Regions from separate parts of the Mus musculus genome. Here all the other regions are linked to region 2. A link is a contact called in ENCODE Hi-C or POLR2A ChIA-PET data. All regions are on one chromosome and are shown on one strand. The core of a region is the stretch at or near the end of the contact, and the rest is flanking DNA. Distances in the headings are between cores, read along the strand shown.

Evidence for each region. A loop is a pair of places that touch in the nucleus more often than their neighbours do. ChIA-PET counts read pairs that join two places held with the same protein, here RNA polymerase II (POLR2A).
Region 1: POLR2A ChIA-PET joins it to region 2 with 28 read pairs in Patski. The contact joins the promoter of Zfp964 here to the promoter of Zfp963 in region 2. A Hi-C loop is called at or near these places in 2 of 37 maps with a recorded cell type or tissue (mouse embryonic stem cell and mouse trophoblast stem cell). POLR2A ChIA-PET finds 5 or more read pairs at or near these places in 4 of 5 experiments (Patski and embryonic stem cell).
Region 3: POLR2A ChIA-PET joins it to region 2 with 15 read pairs in Patski. The contact joins the promoter of Lpar2 here to the promoter of Zfp963 in region 2. POLR2A ChIA-PET finds 5 or more read pairs at or near these places in 3 of 5 experiments (Patski and embryonic stem cell).

The regions. Positions count from the first base shown.
Region 1 is chr8:69,653,137-69,657,160 of GRCm38, forward strand. It overlaps Zfp964 (zinc finger protein 964), which reads left to right and starts at 1,420. Exons shown (of 4, transcript NM_001177527.1): 1 at 1,420-1,460. The coding sequence starts at 1,458.
Region 2 is chr8:69,748,677-69,752,819 of GRCm38, forward strand. Zfp963 (zinc finger protein 963) reads right to left here and starts at 1,286. Exons shown (of 4, transcript NM_001200023.1): 1 at 1,156-1,286. The coding sequence starts at 1,158.
Region 3 is chr8:69,821,285-69,825,182 of GRCm38, forward strand. It overlaps Lpar2 (lysophosphatidic acid receptor 2), which reads left to right and starts at 1,281. Exons shown (of 3, transcript NM_020028.3): 1 at 1,281-1,427; 2 at 2,270-3,011. The coding sequence starts at 2,279. It overlaps Gmip (Gem-interacting protein), which reads left to right. Exons shown (of 21, transcript NM_198101.1): 21 at 1-586.

The DNA.
Region 1 (4,024 bases), core at 170-2,669, 95 kb before region 2:
GATGACACACAGGTCAAGAACCACTGAATTGGACTGTCATTGTCCATTTCAGTATAAAGTGCATTTAGAGTTCACCAGTTACAGATAAGCAGTAGGTGCTGGGCATGTTTCTTCCAAGCGCTGGCTGGTACCGGCCCATAATGAGACTTGGAGTTACCCATGGTTTACTATGTAACTTAAATCATGATAAGGAAAAGAGGAAGCCTCAAATCCCGAGTTATTCCTTAGATAAGGCTTTGTACCCTAAGCCAGGGAGATGGGAAATTTGAGAAAATAGCAGAACTGGCCTGTGAGAAACAAAGAACAGAAATTTCTCCCCCAGGGGGACTTAAAAAAAAAAATCTTGTGCCAAAATTCACAGCCGTTTTTGCCTTTTCTCTAAGGTTCCGTGTCTCTCTGAAGAACTGAATATTTAAAACGCCTTCATTTTTCTCCAGTCGCTTGGAATTTGTTATTATCTTATTTCCAGCTGTGAAGTTGAGCACAGAGGACCAGATACTGGACTGAATTATAAGTTAAGAGTTGTAAAATCACAGTACAGATAGCGTCTTAATAACTCTACCAGAAAGAGCTGATGAGGAGCCAGTGTGTTCTGGCCTCTAACAATGACCAGACTTTGTGCAACTTTAACTAGCCCAGATTTTTACAATGTAGACCAGGCTGGCCTAGAACTCACAGAGATCTGTCTTTCGCTGCCAGCAGAATGAGTGCTGGGATTAAGGGGACTTGTACCAACCACCAAGCCCCACTTGACAGACCACTATCAAAAATTTTGGCTTCCGGGCTGGTGAGATGGCTCAGTGGGTAAGAGCACCCGACTGCTCTTCCAGAGTTCAAATCCCAGCAACCACATGGTGGCTCACAACCATCCATGACGGGATCTGACTCCCTCTTCTGGTGTGTCTGAAGACAGCTACAGTGTACTTACATAAAATAATAAATAAATCTTTAAAAAAAATAAAATAAAATAAAAGGAGCCAGGCAGTGGTGGCGCTCACGCCTTAAAAAAAAAAAAATTTTTTTTTGGCTTCCCTGAATAAAAATCCAGGTCCACGGAATACATCATACCCAAGGTCCTATAACAATTCTAGGTCTGAAGCAAGAAATCACTACACTGGACGTTGAGTTGGTAAATGCACTGTGGACACCAACGACCCAAGACCAATAGGAACTAAGCTTTTGAGATCACCGAAGACTAAAGTACCCAGCAAGAAGCAGGCAGGTCTGGCTTTTATGCAAATCTCTCCCGAGCTGAGCGAAGTCGGGCCCTAGCCAATCAGGGCCTCCAGACAAGCCATCCAATCAGGAGCGCCAGGGAGCGGTGGGAGGCGGGCTCCATCGCAATCCCGCTGTGCATTCCGCTGGGAAGCGGAGAAGGCGCAGCGGGTTCGGCCCCCTTCGCTGTGGCCACTGCGGCCCGTAGCTAAGGGGAGCGCGGCCGAGCTCGAAGCCGCGCCATGGTGAGCGCAGGGCCGAAGTCCCCAGAAGGGGAAGAGCGGCCGGCTGAGCCGCGGGAGCCGGGGTGGTGGGTCCTCCTTGGGACTGGGGGAGGGGTGGGTCCAGCGTCTGGGAAAGTTCGGCTTGGTGCGAAGATTAGAGTTTAAAAGGCGAAGCCGCGAGCTCCCCCCGGACGGATTGCGGCTGGCCAGAGGGAGCCAGGCTGGCCCGGAGAGACGAGGGCAGCACGCTGCAGAGCCCAGAGCACCCGCGTGGGCGGGGTCGCTCGGTGCTGAGCTGGTCTGCCCACAGCTCCTTCGACGGCGCAGGTTTCTCCTAGTGCGGGTTGTGACAGCTTAACGTCGCACTCACTTGTAACCCTGCGTGCGGGCTTCACAGTAAACCCGCAGCTGTTGGAGGAGAGGGGACAGCCTGGGCTGCCCCAGGACAAGGGAGAGAAACGTGGAGCGGGACTAGCGAGTAGACGAAGTGGAGGACCCCTGCCGTGCGCTGCAGCTCTCTCCTTCCCCCTCCCTCTCTCCTACTTAAATCAGCCTTATTTATTGGTGTGTGTCCCCGGTGTGTGTGTAGAGTGAGGAAGGTGTAAGGTCACAGGACAACTTTATGGAATGAGTGCTGTCCTTCCGCGATTAACGGATAGAACTCAGGTTGTCACAGAGCCTAGTATAGTTTATTTTTTCTTTTCTTAAAAAATATTTACTCCTTCCCACCCACAGTCTGGAAGTTAGATGCAACAGCTTTGCATAGCATGCTGGGTAAGTGCTCTATTACTCCTTAGGCCTATCTGCAGCTTTATCCTATCTTAATGATAATTGCTTTTAAGTCAGTTTTGAAGTTGTGAATCATGAATCTCTGCTTTGCTCTTTCCCAGGGCTGTACCCGTATTCTAACATCCTTGCAATTCCATGACTTTCCGCAGCAGTTTTCAGTCTGACCAGGTGTTCACTGGTGTTCCTTAGGTGGTGTGACCCTGAGTGTTTCAAGGCGCTTACCATCAAGTGAACAAGGTTTTCCTTTTAGAACTTAGATTCTTGCTGAGCTGGTTGGGAGTCACCTTTCATCCCAGTATTCTGGAGACAGAAGCAGGTGGATCTCTGTAAGTTCTAGGTCAGCCAGGTCTATGTCGTGAGTTCAGGCAAGTCAGGATTACATAGTGAGAACCTATCTCAAAAGGAAGAAAGAAAAAAACAAAATACTTAGGTTCTTGGTTCCTCCGAATCTCTCTGTGGGTGGCATCTTTTGCTGCCAAGCCCAGAGACCTGGGGTTAATCCTTATAAGCCACTTGGTAGAAGGAGAGAATCGAGAACCACAGAATTTCTTTGAACTCCTGTCCCTTCACCTCATACATGCATCATGGCAATGCATAGCCACACATGCACACAGAAAGGAATGGTTTAAAAAAAAAACTGATTTTTTTTAAAGCAAGCTTTGCAGTTTTAAAACTACAACTTTCTTTTTTTGTAGTATTTTTTATTTTATTTTTTTATTTACATTTCAAATACTATCCCCTTTCCTAGTTTCCCCTCTGAAAATCCCCTATCTGCTCCCCTCTCCCCCTGCTCCCCAATGCACTCCCATTCCTGGCCTAGGCATTCCCCTATACTGGGGTGTAGAGCCTTCAAAGGACCAAGGGTCTCTCCTCCCATTGATGAAAGACTAGGCCATCCTCTGCTATATATATAGCTAGAGCCACAAGTTCCACCATGTGTTTTCTTTGATTGGTGGTATAGTTCCAAGGAGCTCTGGGGGTACTGGTTAGTTCATATTGATATTTCTCCTATGGGGCTTCAGACCCCTTCAGCTCCCTGGGTACTTTCTCTGGCTCCTTCATTGGAGACCTTGTCCTCCGTCCAATGGGTGACTGTAAGCATCCACTTCTGTATTTGCTAGGCACTGGCAGAGCCTCACAGGAGACAGCTGTATCAGACTCCTGTCAGCAGGCTCTTGTTGGCATCTGCCTAGTGTCTAGGTTTGGTGGTTGTTTATGGGATGGATCCCCAAGTGAGGCAGTCTCTGGATGGTCTTTCCTTGCCTCTCAGCTCCAAACTTTGTCTCTGTAACTCCTTCTATGGGTATTTGTTCCTTCTAAGAAGGAACAAAGTATCCACACTTTGGTCTTCCTTCTTCTTAAGTTTCATGTGTTTTGCAAATTTGGCCTATCTTGGGTATTCTAAGTTTCTGGGCTAATATCCACTTATCAGTGAGTGCATATCATGTGAGTTCTTTTGTGATAGGGTTACCTCACTCAGAATGATATCCTCCAGATCCTGAGTTCCAGGACAGCCAGGGCTACACAGAGAAACCCTGTCTCGAAAAAACAAAAACAAACAAAAAAAGAATTTCATAAATTCTTGTTTATAATAAACAAGAATTCATAAATTGTTTTTAATAGCTGAGTAGCACTCCATTGGGAAAATGTACCACATTTTCTATATCCATTCCTCTGTTGAGGGACATCTGGGTTCTTTCTAGCTTCTGGCTATTATAAATAAGGCTGCTATGAACATAGTGGAGCATGTGTCCTTATTACAAGTTGGAACATCTTCTGGATATATGCCCAAGAGA
Region 2 (4,143 bases), core at 36-2,535:
AAGAGAAGCATATACTAAATTTCACAAAGATCCTTGGATGAAGATAAATTTCTTTTTCAAAAATGAATCAAGCCAGGCACGGTGGCACAGGTCTTTAATTCCAGCACTTGGGAGTCAGAGACGAGGGATCTCTGTGAACTCAAGGCCAGCCTGAGCTACATGGCAAATTCCCATACAGCCAGGAATACATAGAGCAGTCACTCTAAACCTTCCTAACGCTGCGGCCCTTTGATACATTTCCTCATGTTGAGGTGACTCCCAACCAAAAAATTATTTTTGTTGCTATGTTATAATTGTAATGTTGTAACTGAGCAGTATCTCAGTTCCTAAAGCCATTGGGAATTAGTGTTTTCTGATTGTCTTAACCGAAAGGTAAAGAACCACTGACACAGAGAGATCCAGTGTCCAGAAAAAAGAAAAAAAAAATCAAATAAGAATATGCACTGGCCTAGTAAATAGAAGACAACACCAAGATGTTGCTTTCCTCAATTTACACTATAAATTCAAAACACAATCCCAACAAGAATGCTAACATCTTGTGTAACAGCAGAAAGCCGTTCTAAGGTTTATATGTAAAGGGGGAAAAAAAACCCTCAACGTTCCAGACAATTCTAAATAAATAGTACACAAATAAAAGATTTTATCTTTACAAAGAAATTTAATGATCATAATAGTGTACGAATATTTGGAAACTAATTTATCTACAAAACAGTATAAAAAAAGAACCTCACAAAATAGTCAATGTTCTTTTAAAAGAGCAAATTAAACTCAGGAGAGTAATTGTCTTCACAAATACTATCCAACATAGGCATAAATAAGCAAAAACTTAAGAGTTTACAACTCCCACAAAAGTATTTCAAAGTGGACTCTCCACCAATATGTGAAGACAACTCAGGGGAACCGGCAGGACCTTGAGTTCAGCAAACAGCCTCAGGGTACAACACAAAAACCACTTCGTGGCCGTGACGTCACCGACACGGAGGGCGGGGCCTCCCCTGCGGCGCCCTGAGCTCTGCGCAGACGCGGCCGAAGGGCGGAGCGACACAGCCGCAGCGACCTAGTCGCCGCCAACCGCAGCGGGCCTAACGCCGCACAAGCGAAGAGCTACCGATAGCTGCCACTCCTCTCCACCTGGGACAGCGGCCCTGCGCTCACCATGTCGCGGCTTCCGAGCTGCCCGTGCTCCCCTCACAGCGGCGGCCACAGCGCAGCACACGCACCCACGGGGCCTCCCTGAGCCACGGAGTTCAGTCTACAACACGGCGGACAGAGAAAATCCGCCTCCCACTGCCCTACCTCGCTCTTGATTGAGTGGTGTAAGCTTGAAGGCCCTGATTGGCTAGGTCCGCCCAGCGACTGCTGATTGACAGCAGGAGCTGAAGTGATGACCAGGCAGTCTCTGCCCTGGACTGCCTGCCTTTTACTCCAGCATATGGTCAGGAGAATTTACATTGACGCAGAACTTGTTCTTGTTCTTGGAGAGCTGGGCCCTGCTGTCTCAGTGAACTCGGCAAGCACTTCCTAGTCTAACAGGGTACCAGATGGTTCTCGTAAGCAGTCCAGTTACCAACTCAGTGTCTAATACAATGGCCCCTGTGCCTCAGACCTAGGAGGCCAGTCAGACCACTCTGGTTCCAGTTGATACTGAGAGGTTGAGAGCACATGCTGCTCTTCAGAGGACCCAAGTTCAATTTCCAGAACCCACATCGGGTGACTCCAAACTGTCTGCAAATACGGCTGCTTAGAGAACCCAGGACCACCAGTCCAGGGATGGCCCCAGCCACAATGGGCTTTCCCCCCATTAATCTCTAATTTTTAAAAATGACCTCACAGGCTTGCTTACAGCCCAAGCTCATGGAGACATTTTCAATTGAGGCTCCCCACTCTGATGACTCAAGCTTGTGTCAAATTGACATAAAACTAGCCTGCACAAATAAACATACCCAATGCAAACAAACAGACAAAATTAGAGTTGATAAAAAAAAAAACAGGAGCTGGAGAGATCGCTCAGTGATTAAGGGCACTTGCCTGACATAGTTACATTTCTGTTGCTATGATAAAACTTCATGATTGAAGTGACTTATAAAACAGTTTAACCAGGCTTAGAGGTGCAGTGTGTAACAGTCCATGCTGGTATTGTTAAGGCTTGGCCACAGGCTGAGGACTCACACCTTAATCCACTGAGAATGGCACAAGTCTTTTAAAACCTCGAAGACCACCTCCACCACCAAGGCTGCACCCAATTCTTCCCAAACAGTTCCATCACTGGGGACCAAACACTGAAACATGGCCTATGGAAGCCATTCTCATTCAAACCACCTCCTTCCACTCCCTGGCCCCCATAGACCATACTATAATGCAAAATGCATTTGGTTCTCCGTCAAAAGTCCCCATAGACTTTCACAGTCTCAACATTATTTAAAGGTCCAAATATCTTCTAAGGCTCAAGACAATTCTCTCCTTGGCGGATGTCTCATGGCTCTAGGATCTCCACTGAAATCCAGGTTTGAATTCCAAAATGACTCACAATAGCTTCTCAGTACCTTCCATGCAGGGACTACACTGCCATACACTCTCCATAGTTACAGACTTGACTCTAAAGTCAGAACCACACAGACATCATGGCCAAATTCTGCTGCCTTCTTGGGATGGAGCCTGGCCCCACTGAATCACATTTGCAGCCGTTTTCCTTTGTCATGGTTTTGGGGAATAGAAAATTACTTGGGCTTTTCCTTTTTACATGTTAGAAGCTTAGCTGGGTAGGGTCTTGTCCAGAGGCACCTGTGGTAGTTTGAGTGGCAGGCCCCCATATGTTCATATACTTGAATGTTTGGTTCCCAGTTGATGGATTGTTTAGGAAGGATAAGTGTGGCCTCATTAGAGGAAGCATGTTGCTCAGGGTGGGCTTTGGGTTTCAAAAGCCAGCACCTGGCCCAGTCTGTCTGTCTGTCTGACCCAACTCTCTCTCTGGGTGTGGATGTGGGTGTGTCTGCCTGCCAGCCTGCTTGGTGGCTTGAGGTGGAATACAAGCTAACAGCTACTACTCCAGCACCACACCTGCCTGTTACCATGCTTCTTGCCACAATGACCACAGACTCTAACCCTTTGAACTATATATAATGTCTGAATTAAATGCTTTCTTCTATAAGTTGCCATTGTCATGGTTGTCTATTCACAGAAAGAGAACAGCAACCTCTGTTCTATGGACTAATATAACTATTTCCTTACATAGATTAGAACAAGACAATGAGGTCTTTATCCCAATACAAATTAGGTCTTGCCTTGATCTCTTCCCATCCCTGCCCTCTCTTGGTTGTTAGGCAGGGTTTCTCTGTGTAGCTTTAGCTGTCCTGGAACTCACGCTGTAGACCAGGCTGGTCTGGGATTCAGAGATTCACCTGCCTCTGCCTCCTAAGTGCTAGGGTTAAAGGTGTGCACCACTGCTGTTTTTTAAGGATTTATTTTCATGTTGTGTGTGAGTGTTTTGCCTACATGTATGTCTGTGTACCACATGTGTGTCAGGTGTCTAGAGAGGCCAGAAGAGGGCATAATCTCCTGGAACTGAAGAAACAGAGCTGCCCTATAGGTGCTTGACTTAGTAATATGTAAGCATCTCCTATGTGTGGTATTAGTTTTGGCAACATGGAACCTGCGAGATGGAGAAAGGCTGAGTACTAGCAGCATGTGGGAATGACACCTAAGTCCTCCGTAGGGGCAGCCAGTGCTTTCAACCTCTGGGTCATCTCCCCAGCCTTGGTCTCCTTTTCTCTTTCAGCACAAACCTTGTTTCCAACACTAATTGTTCTGACATTCTTTTTTTCTTGAAGCTATATATTCCATATTTTTTTTGGCCCCACTTGTTCTTTTTCACTGTAGACCTGTATTAAGATAGATAATAACCACACAACAGAATTAATGTTTATTATCTTTTTTGGGCCAGGCATGGTTGCACTCCTTTTATCTGAGCATTTGAAAGGCAGATGCAAGCAGATCTTAGAATTTAAAGCCAGACGATTCTAAAGTGTGAGTTTCAGGATAGCCAGGACTCAGAGAAACACTGACTGAAGCGTGTGTGTGTGTGTGTGTGTGTGTGTGTGTGTGTGTGTGTGTGTGTGTGTGTATTATTACAGTTCTGCATAAGAT
Region 3 (3,898 bases), core at 31-2,530, 73 kb after region 2:
TTTCAGTCATAATGGCTCCTGGCCCTACTACACTTGCAGCAGTAACAGACTCCCAAGTTAGCAGGTGGCTGCAGCCCAGCCCTGTCTCCTTTTAATTTGTTTGTTTGTTTGTTTGTTTTAAGCTAAGTCTCACTGTGTAGCTCTGGCTGGTCTGGAGCTCCCTTTGTGAGCCACAAATCCTCTGCCTCCCAAGTGCTGGCTAAATCTGTGTTCTTACAACCTCCAAATAAAACCATATCCTGCTGCCGGCAGGAGGGCTGACCGCAGTGGTGCTTGCTGTAAAGCCTCACATTTGTTGGACCTCCCAGAGCCACTTAGTGGAAGGAGAGAGCCCATCCCTACAAATTGTCTGACCTGTGCACATGCACAAATAAAAGAAAATTTTAATTTAAAAAAAAAAATCCGCTGGGCGGTAGTGCCACACACCTCTACTTGATCCTAGCACTCAGGAGATAGAGGCAGGAGGATCTCTGAGTTTTATGCCAGCCAGGTGTACAGAGAAAGTTCCAGGACAGCCAGGGCTACACAGAGAAACCCTGTTTCAGAAAAACAAAATAAAATAAGATAAATCTTGTCTGTTCTTGCACATTTGTCTTTGTGCTGGAATGCTGACAATAAGTCACCAGTAAGAGCAGCGTCTTTAACCCTTTATTAAGGGCCAGATGATGGAACCAAGGCTTCTAAACACACCCTGGGAAACCTACTGGCAATTAGTGTAGGGCCTGGAGCCCAAGATGAGTCACTCAGCTCAGTGTCCCTGATCCGGTTCTACACAATCAAATACAACTCGGTGCAGATAATCGGGACAATGGGGCTGTGTGCTGCGAACCGGGGGAGGTCAGGGGAGGAGGCTGCTGCAGGCTCGAGCCAGCGGCAGGCTGGGGCGAGACTTCGGGAAGCAAGGTAGTGCGGCAGCAGTGGGGCGAGGGTCCAGCCGGGAGATTGACCACGGAACAGTGGGGCGGGGCTTGCAGCTCGGTAAAGGATTGGACAGAAACGGGGGGGGGGGCGCCCGCAGAGCCCCCCCCCCCCCCGCTGTGGATCTTTTCAACTGCCAGGTGACTCAGCCCCAAAGGCGCGAAAGGGCAAGCACGTGAGATGTGCGGGGGGGGGGGGGGGGGGGAGTAGAAAGGGTGCCCCACGTGGGAAAAGGGGGCTGTGGGGAGGCGGTGAAATGACCACAGTTTCAGGAGATCACACTTCCGACGTGGGGGTGGGACTTTCCAGGGGGCGGGACACCCCCAAGGGCCAAGAGCTAAGGCAGGTGGGGGCGTGGCTTTGAGGTCCCGCCTCTCCCGCCTCCTCAGCCGGGGGCTCCAGGAACACCGGACGCTGCTGCGCAACCGCTCGGTTGCCCGGCCATGGGTCTCAGTCCTGCTTCAACCCACCGCGAGCCAGCCCCATCTGCCGCTTGACTGGATGTGCAGGTAAGACCAACACCAACCGGTTTAGGGTGGGTGCAGGCCACCGAAGAAAGCGAGGCGGGGCCCCCTCTTCTCCACAATCCTTCTCCTAGCCCAGGGTTGTCTGCAATACCCTCTTTTGTCCTGGAGGCCTTCTTGGCCCTCAGTCCCACCCAGGAATGGACTGCTTTCAGAGCTCTTGCGCGGAATCCTGCCTGTAACTCAACTTCTGGGCGGTCTCTGTCTACTCTGCTCGCGCTAAGTCCCCTCAGTGCCTTGGCATTGCCCTCCGGGTGTTGACCACGGACCTCGCTCTGGTGTGCACACACCCCCTGGCCTCTGCACTGTGCAAGGACCCTGGCACAAGTTTGATCTTCTTAAGGCTAACCCCAGCAGCTCACTCCGCCTTTGTGCTGCCCCAGCCAACCCACCCACGCCCATTGAAAACCACAGGTGTCCAACCCAGTCACGGATTAGTGGCACGTGGCACTGAATTGCAATGTGGATGCATTTGCTCTGGGTTCTTAAGATTTAAAAAAGAAAAGAAAAGCCGATCAGAAAACCGTTTTAAATTGTTATGCCAGCATTCAGCAGAGGCTAGTGGATCTCTGATTTTGAGGCCAGTGTGGTCTCAAAGCAAGTTCTAGGTCAGTTGGGATGCATCGAGAGACCCTGCTTTATGAGTAAATAAATAGAAATTGCTTTTTAAAGGTCACTTTGGCCTTCAGCACAGACTTCTTGCACAGAGGGCCTCTGATCCTGTAGGTTGCACTCACCCAATCTTGATTCTAGTCTCTGGCCACTGCTTTGTTCAAGTGCCCTTCCATCAGGGGCCACCTGCACTGATCTGTCTTCTGTATCCACAGGCAGCCATCATGGGCCAGTGCTACTACAACGAGACCATCGGCTTTTTCTATAATAACAGCGGCAAGGAGCTCAGCCTTCACTGGCGCCCCAAAGATGTGGTGGTGGTGGCCCTGGGGCTGACAGTCAGTGTGCTGGTATTGCTGACCAATCTGCTGGTTATTGCAGCCATCGCCTCCAACCGACGCTTCCACCAGCCCATATACTACCTGCTTGGCAACTTGGCTGCGGCTGACCTCTTCGCTGGCATGGCCTACCTCTTCCTCATGTTCCATACTGGCCCACGCACTGCCAGGCTCTCCATCAAAGGCTGGTTCCTGCGACAGGGCCTGCTGGACACCAGCCTCACGGCGTCAGTGGCCACACTGCTGGCCATCGCTGTGGAACGGCACCGCAGTGTGATGGCGGTACAGCTACACAGCCGCCTGCCCCGGGGCCGTGTGGTCACACTCATCGTGGGTGTGTGGGCGGCTGCACTGGGTCTGGGGTTGCTACCTGCACACTTCTGGCACTGCCTCTGTGACTTGGACAGTTGCTCACGCATGGTGCCCCTGTTCAGCCGCTCCTACTTGGCTGCGTGGGCCCTATCCAGCCTGCTTGTCTTCCTACTCATGGTAGCTGTCTACACACGAATTTTCTTCTATGTGCGTAGACGGGTGGAACGCATGGCGGAGCACGTCAGCTGCCATCCCCGCTACCGAGAGACCACACTCAGCCTAGTCAAGACGGTTGTCATCATTCTGGGTGAGTGGGTGCTCTGACAATAGCTTTAGGAGGGGACTTGCCATAGGACCCTGGGACCCTGAAGCAATAAGGGAGGGGGTGTTTCCCAAGCAGACTCCAAAGAGGTAAAAATGCCAGCCTACAAGAGGAGAAAAGGCTAGCCTCAGTTTTCACCTGTTTCTCAAAGGAAACCATTTATCGGTCTTTTTTGTTTGATTGTGTTTCAGGCAGAGTCTCATGTAGCCCAGGCTGGCTTCATGACCTTATCCTTATCTTTTTGCCTTTGTCTCTCAAGGGATAGGGCAGGCTAGCATTCTTGTAATCAGTTGCCATCCTCAGCCCTGGTTGGTTTTGTTTTGTTGTTTTGTTTTGTGAGATAAGGTCTCTGAGGCCCTGGTTGTCCTGGAACTCAATCTGTAGTCCAGGCAGGCTGGCCTTCAACCCAAAAAAGTTCTGCCTGCCTCTGCCTCCCGAATGCTGGGATTAAAGGTGTGGTTCACTACATCCCCAGCCTTTCTTCAGATTTATTTTTTATTTGTGCATGTGTGTTTGTGTGACTGTGAGATTGTATTTGGGTTTATGCAGATGTGTGCGGGTGCATGCTGAGGCTAGAGGCATCCTAGGCCCTTGGAGCTGAGAGTACAAGCAGTTTTGAGCTGTCTGATGTAGGTGTCGGGGATGAGACTCTGGTACTCTGAACCATTAAAGCCATCTCTCTCTAGCCCTGGTTGTTATTTTTGCTTACTTGTTTATTTGACTTTCTTTTGAGGTTGGGTATCACTGTATAGTCCAGACTGGCTTGGAGCTCACTTGGTAGACCAGGCTGGCCTCAAACTCACACAGATACATGCCTCTGTGCCCCCCTGCCCTCCACCTCCGAGTGCTGGGATTAAAATAAGCACCATCAC